Regions from separate parts of the Homo sapiens genome. Here region 1 is linked to region 2. Evidence: chromatin loops called from intact Hi-C (ENCODE). Cell type or tissue: endothelial cell of umbilical vein. All regions are shown on one strand. Each heading gives the region's core, and the rest is flanking DNA. Links, peaks and the distances in the headings are about the cores only. Region 1 overlaps SLC22A25 (solute carrier family 22 member 25). Region 2 has its middle 8.5 kb from the start of SLC22A8.

Region 1 (2,920 bases), core at 221-2,720, 190 kb after region 2:
GACAAGGCTGCCGCAAGGGTTTAAGAATTCTCCTACCATTTTTGGTGCTGGGAAAATTGGCTAGCCATATGTAGAAAGCTGAAACTGGATCCCTTCCTTACACCTTATACAAAAATTAATTCAAGATGGATTAAAGACTTAAATCTTAGACCTAAAACCTTAAAAACCCTAGAAGAAAACCTAGGCAATACCATTCAGGACATAGGCATGGGCAAGGACTTCATGTCTAAAACACCAAAAGCAATGGCAACAAAAGCCAAAATTGACAAATGGGATCTAATTAAACTAAAGAGCTTCTGCACAGCAAAAGAAACTACCATCAGAGTGAACAGGCAACCTACAGAATGGGAGAAAACTTTTGCAATCTACTCATCTGACAAAGGGCTAATATCCAGAATCTACAATGAACTCAAACAAATTTACAAGAAAAAAACAAACAACCCCATCAAAAAGTGGGCGAAGGATATGAATAGACACTTCTCAAAAGAAGACATTTATGCAGCCAAAAGACACACGAAAAAATGCTCATCATCACTGGCCATCAGAGAAATGCAAATCAAAACCACAATGAGATACCGTCTCACACCAGTTAGAATGGCGATCATTAAAAAGTCAGGAAACAACAGGTGCTGGAGAGGATGTGGAGAAATAGGAACACTTTTACACTGTTGGTGGGACTGTAAACTAGTTCAACCATGTGGAAGACAGTGTGGCGATTCCTCAGGGATCTAGAACTAGAAATACCATTTGACCCAGCCATCCCATTACTGGATATATACTCAAAGGATTATAAAACATGCTGCTATAAAGACACACGCACACGTATGTTTATTGTGGCACTATTCACAATAGCAAAGACTTGGAACCAACCCAAATGTCCACCAATGATAGACTGGATTAAGAAAATGTGGCACATACACACCATGGAATACTATGCAGCCATAAAAAATTATGAGTTCATGTCCTTTGTAGGGACATGGATGAAACTGGAAACCATCATTCTCAGCAAACTATCACAAGGACAAAAAACCAAACACCACATGTTCTCACTTATAGGTGGGAATTGAGCAATGAGAACACATGGACGCAGGAAGGGGAACATCACACACTGTGGTCTGTTGTGGGGTGGGGGAGGGGGGAGGGATAGCCTAATGTTAAATGATGAGTTAATGAGTGCAGCGTACCAACATGGCTTATGTATACATATGTAACAAACCTTCACGTTGTGTACATGTACCCTAAAACTTAAAGTATAATTTAAAAAAAAAAAAATTCTACCATTTTTGAGGCGGCCTTGGCCACAGATCTTGAGGCTTTTGCACCACCTAGTGACAATTGTGTGCTATTACAATACATTGATGATTTGTTATTCACTGTCCCCATGAGGGAGGAATGCCTCCAAGGAATAGAGAGGCTTCTTCACCTGCTGTGTGAAGCTGGTTATAAAGTGTCCAAGGACAAGGCAAAAGTCTGTTTTTGAGAGGTTGGATATCTATGATTCATGGTATCCCAAGGCCAGCCCAGGCTTGGAAGTGCACACAAGGAGGCTGTATGTGCATTGCCCACCCCAGTTACAAGTGGCAGGTCAGGGAATTTCTAGGTGTGGCAGGATTCTGCCGAATCTGGATTCCAAACTTCTCCCTTATAGCAAGGCTCCTCCCTTATATGAGGCTATCAAAGGAAAGGAAAGAGAGCCCCTCCTATGGGAAAAGGAACAGGAAAAGGCCTTCAAGGATATAAAGGAAGCTCTCATCCAGGCCCCAGCACTTGGGTTGCCAGATGTAAAAAAAGCCCTTCTTTTTGTATGTGGATGAATGAAAGGGAATGGCAGTGGGAGTCTTAACTCAGTTGTTGGGCTGTTGGCATCAGCTGGTAGCTTACTGGACCTTCATGGCCTTAGGTTGGCCCAATGCCTCAGGGCATTGGTGGCTACCACAATCCTTATAGAAGATGCCAACAAGCTAGCCCTAGGTCAGAAGTTAATAGTTCGGGTGCCACACGCTGTAGTCACCTTAATGGAGCCAAGAGGACATCGTTGGCTGTCCAATTCTAGAATGCTAAAGTATCAAGGACTTCTGTGTGAAAATCCCCAGATAACACTAGAGACTATAAATACCTTGAACCCAGCTACCCTGCTGTCTGTGGAGAAACCCGATTGGAAGGGCAGTGGGTTGCCTCACTGCTGGCAGGACCTTCCCCACTGTTGCATAAATATGGTGGACGAAGTGTTCTCGAGCCGGGAAGATCTCAGAGATACCCCCTTGGAGAGGCCAGATGTTGAATACTTCACTGATGGTAGCAGTTTCATAACAGATGGGGTGCGATATGCAAGGTATGTAGTAGTGATCCAACACTCGGTAGTCGAGGCTCAAGCCTTACCTTCTGGGACTTCCACTCAGAAGGCTGAATTAAAAGCCTCAGAAGGAGGAGTACATGGAAAATTTAATTTAACCAACTGTTGCCAAGAAATTGATGATAATGGCTTAGCTGTCATGGAAATCACAGCTAGAATGAACAAGTTGGTCCATGTTCCAGTTCAGATTTGGTCCAGGTGGTCCCCAGATTCCTTGTTTGGAGGATGGTTCTTAGCTTTTGGAGGATTCAAAACCCTCTGGTGGGTTCTTGCTTATTCTTGGTATCTGCCTCATCCTCCTTTGCCCTTTAACCCAGTTTGTTAGGAGTATACAGTCAACTATAGAGGCAATAGTAACCTGACACACTACTGCGCAGTTGATAGCATTAACAAAATATCAGCCGCTGCCAGTAGAAGAAGCGCAGCTCCGTGAAGAGGTGGCAAACAGTGGTGCTTTCTATTAACACTTTTGTTATAAAAAGCACCAAAGGAAGGAATGGAACAGGAATTAAAAGAAATTAAAGAATGTGTAAGCAGAAACTCAGTTGCATGTAAGAAAACCCAATT
Region 2 (2,920 bases), core at 173-2,672:
ACAGTGTTCAGAATCATAGATGGCTGTTTATCTTGGGCAGGGGGGCACTGGTGGCCCACCCCAGAGCTCTGATCTCATCTTAGCTTCATCAGTGCTGTTGATGAAATTCAGAGAAGTAAAGTTTATCAGGTTTTCAGAGAACCCAAAGCTGGGATACAAGGTGTCTAAGTAGGAGAACAGAATCAAGATCCAAAGCAGTTGGAAGGTTGAATACTGGGCCTGCTTCCTTCTGGCAATGTAATTTCAGACAAGTCTCATAAAGTTTTTGAGCCCTGGTTTTCCCATCTGCAAAATGGGGACAATGCCACCGACACTGCAGTGCTGTAAGGGTTAAGAAGACAGCCTACATAGAGCACCCAGCAGAGGCTGTATGCCTGGCACACAGTAGCCCCTCACTCACTAGTGGCTACGGCTGTGATGAATACCAATGTGAGCTCCTTAGGCCAGGAGCCTTGTCTTTCGTTCCTGTATTCCTGGTGCCTGGTATGGCGTGGGCACTGAACAAATGTTTGTCAGATGAATGAACAAGATGAATTTGACAGGGATAAATGTCAGTTCCTGGACTCGCATCCAAAGACCCAGCTGCACAAGGATGCAGTGGGGGAGAAATGGCTTAGCAACAGCACATGTGAGAAAAGCCGAGGGATTGAAACTGACAGAAATTCAGTCAACATGAGGTGGCTGCCAAAACCAGCCAGGGCAAACTTGGGTAGCATTATTAGAGGCTGGGTGCTCAGAAGAGGGAGGCCACGGTGGTCAGACCAGCCTCAAGAGCCACAGACCCTTGTACGTTTCGCCTGTAGGGAGGCTGGCCAACCAGATGAGGTGGGGAAGAGTCCTAAAGACCACATATCATGAGATGCGGCTGAAGAAACCAGGGCGCTGAGCTTGGAGAAGAGAATCACAAGGCACGTGGTGGCATTCAGATCTTGCCTCTTCCACTTGCTCTGGACAATCAACAGCTCCAAGTCCCAGTTTCCTCATCCGTAAAATGTGCAAGCCACAGGTTGGAGGTCACGCCGCTGCTGGAGAAGGGCAGAAATGGGAACCCGAGCCTTACTGGACCGGCCCCCCTCCGCCTCCCTCCTGAGCTCTTCAGCACGGAGGTTGTTCACGCTGAGGACAGCTGTCAGGGAAACTGTGGGTGGCCAGAGGCCTCTGTTTCCATTTTAGGGGTTGGACCAGGATCACAGGGGCAGCTCCTTCCAGCCCTAACCCTTCCTTCTCCTTTCTTCCACTTGTGGCCGATTCTATAGTCTGGGTGCTTTCCTGGCGGCCAGCTTCCCTCTATTTGCATGGTTTCTGCGTGTAAGATTTTGTGTGCAAAAGGCTGCATCTGTTCCTCTTCTTCCCAGAAACCGCCCGGTGCCTGCAGTGCGCCCGCCTGGTGTTCCCTCTGCTCCCTCTGGTGGCTATAGCGGGTACTGCACAGGGCTCAACAGAGCCAACCAGAATAGCGTTGGAATCAGACATCTTGGTAAAAGTCCCGGCCCTCCATCAACAGATGAATGGATAAGCATAATGTGGTATAACATACAATGGAATATTATTCAGTCTTAAAATGGAAGGAAACGATGACAACTGGATGAGTCTCAAAAACATTAAGTGAAAATAAGTTGGCACAGAAGGACAAATATTTTATGATTCCATTTATAGGAGGTATATAGAACAGGTAGATTCAGAGACACAAAGTAGAACAGAAGTTACCAGGGGCTCACAGAGGGGGAAAAGGGGAGTTATGGTTTAATGGGTACTGAGTTTCTATTCGAGATAATGAAAAATTTCTGGAAATGGATAATAGTCATGGTCACACAACATCGTGAATATACTTAATGCCACTTATTGTACCCTTAAAAATTGTTAAAATGGTAAATTTTGTGTTGTATATATTTCATTACAATAAAAAGTAATACAATATTCATAACACAAAATTTACCATTTTAAGCATCTTGCTACCTAAGGGCTGCATGAGCTTCATCAAGTCACTTAGCTTCTCTGGGCCTCTGCTTCCTCATCTGTAAAGTGGGGAGAGCAATACTGCTTACCTCACTGCTACCACCCTGGTCCAAGCCACCATACTTTCTCACCTGGAGGATTGCAAACTGCCTCCTTGATGGTCTCCTGGCTTCACTTTGGCCCTTCCCAACAAGTCTTTTTCTACTAAGCAGCCATAACATCTAGAAAACTAGGTTAGATCAGTCACGCTCCTGCTTAAAATTCTCCCCACACTCCTCTTTTTGACCAACAGGATCTGGTCTGTGATCACCTCTCCTGCCTCAGTACTTTCTGCCACCTCTCCCTCACCAAGATATTACTCCATGCTCCTTTTGCCTCCAGGCCTTTGGCCTCATTGGTTACCCTGACTTGAATGCTGTTCTCCTGATTGTCTTACATTGCCAGGTCATCCTTGTCATCAAGGTCTCATCTCAAATGTCACCTTCTTTTTCTGGGGATTTCATTTCTTACCAGCCACTCCAATGTTGCCTTACCTTCTAGCCATACTCTTATCACCTCTGTCTTGTTTGATTTTCTTCATAGCACCTGTCATGATCTGAAATTGTCTTATCTCTGTGAAACTGGGTCATTTTATGGGCTGGATTTTGTAGAGTGCAAAGTAGGGTATAGTTTTTATTTTTCTTCTGCCTCCATCCTTGCACTTGCTCTGTTGCTTCTCTCTCCCCACATTGTCTTTGTCCATTTTCTGTTGCCTATAACAGAATACCACAGACTGGGTAATTTAAAAAAAATAAAAAAAGAGATTCATTTGGCTCATGGTTCTGGAGGGTGGGAAGTCCAAGAGCATGGTACTGCATCTAGTGATGGCCTTAGTGCTGCATCATAACATAGTGGCAGGCATCACATGGTGAGAGAGGGTGAGAGAGTGTGAGACACAGACAGAACTGGGGGTTGAACTTATCCT

Evidence for each region. Hi-C counts contacts between places; a loop is a spot of excess contacts. Peaks named below come from ENCODE experiments on the same cell type or tissue, not always from the same donor. Only the 100,000 strongest peaks of a DNase experiment are listed, where the experiment ranks them.
Region 1: a loop joins it to region 2, with 5 times the contacts of the local background. A loop is called at or near these places in 38 of 110 quality-filtered maps.

Annotation. Positions count from the first base shown.
Region 1 is chr11:63,211,546-63,214,465 of GRCh38, forward strand. All of the region lies in intron 7 of SLC22A25 (solute carrier family 22 member 25), which reads right to left. Among named protein-coding and RNA genes, the nearest start is that of SLC22A25, 31 kb to the right of the region's middle. In endothelial cell of umbilical vein, for the core only: a CTCF peak has its summit at 1,353 (motif pointing left); no DNase peak of the experiment used is centred there; H3K27me3 peaks cover 180 bases.
Region 2 is chr11:63,022,851-63,025,770 of GRCh38, forward strand. No RefSeq gene overlaps it. Among named protein-coding and RNA genes, the nearest start is that of SLC22A8, 8.5 kb to the left of the region's middle. In endothelial cell of umbilical vein, for the core only: a CTCF peak has its summit at 1,417 (motif pointing left); a DNase peak (open chromatin) is centred at 1,421; H3K27me3 peaks cover 448 bases.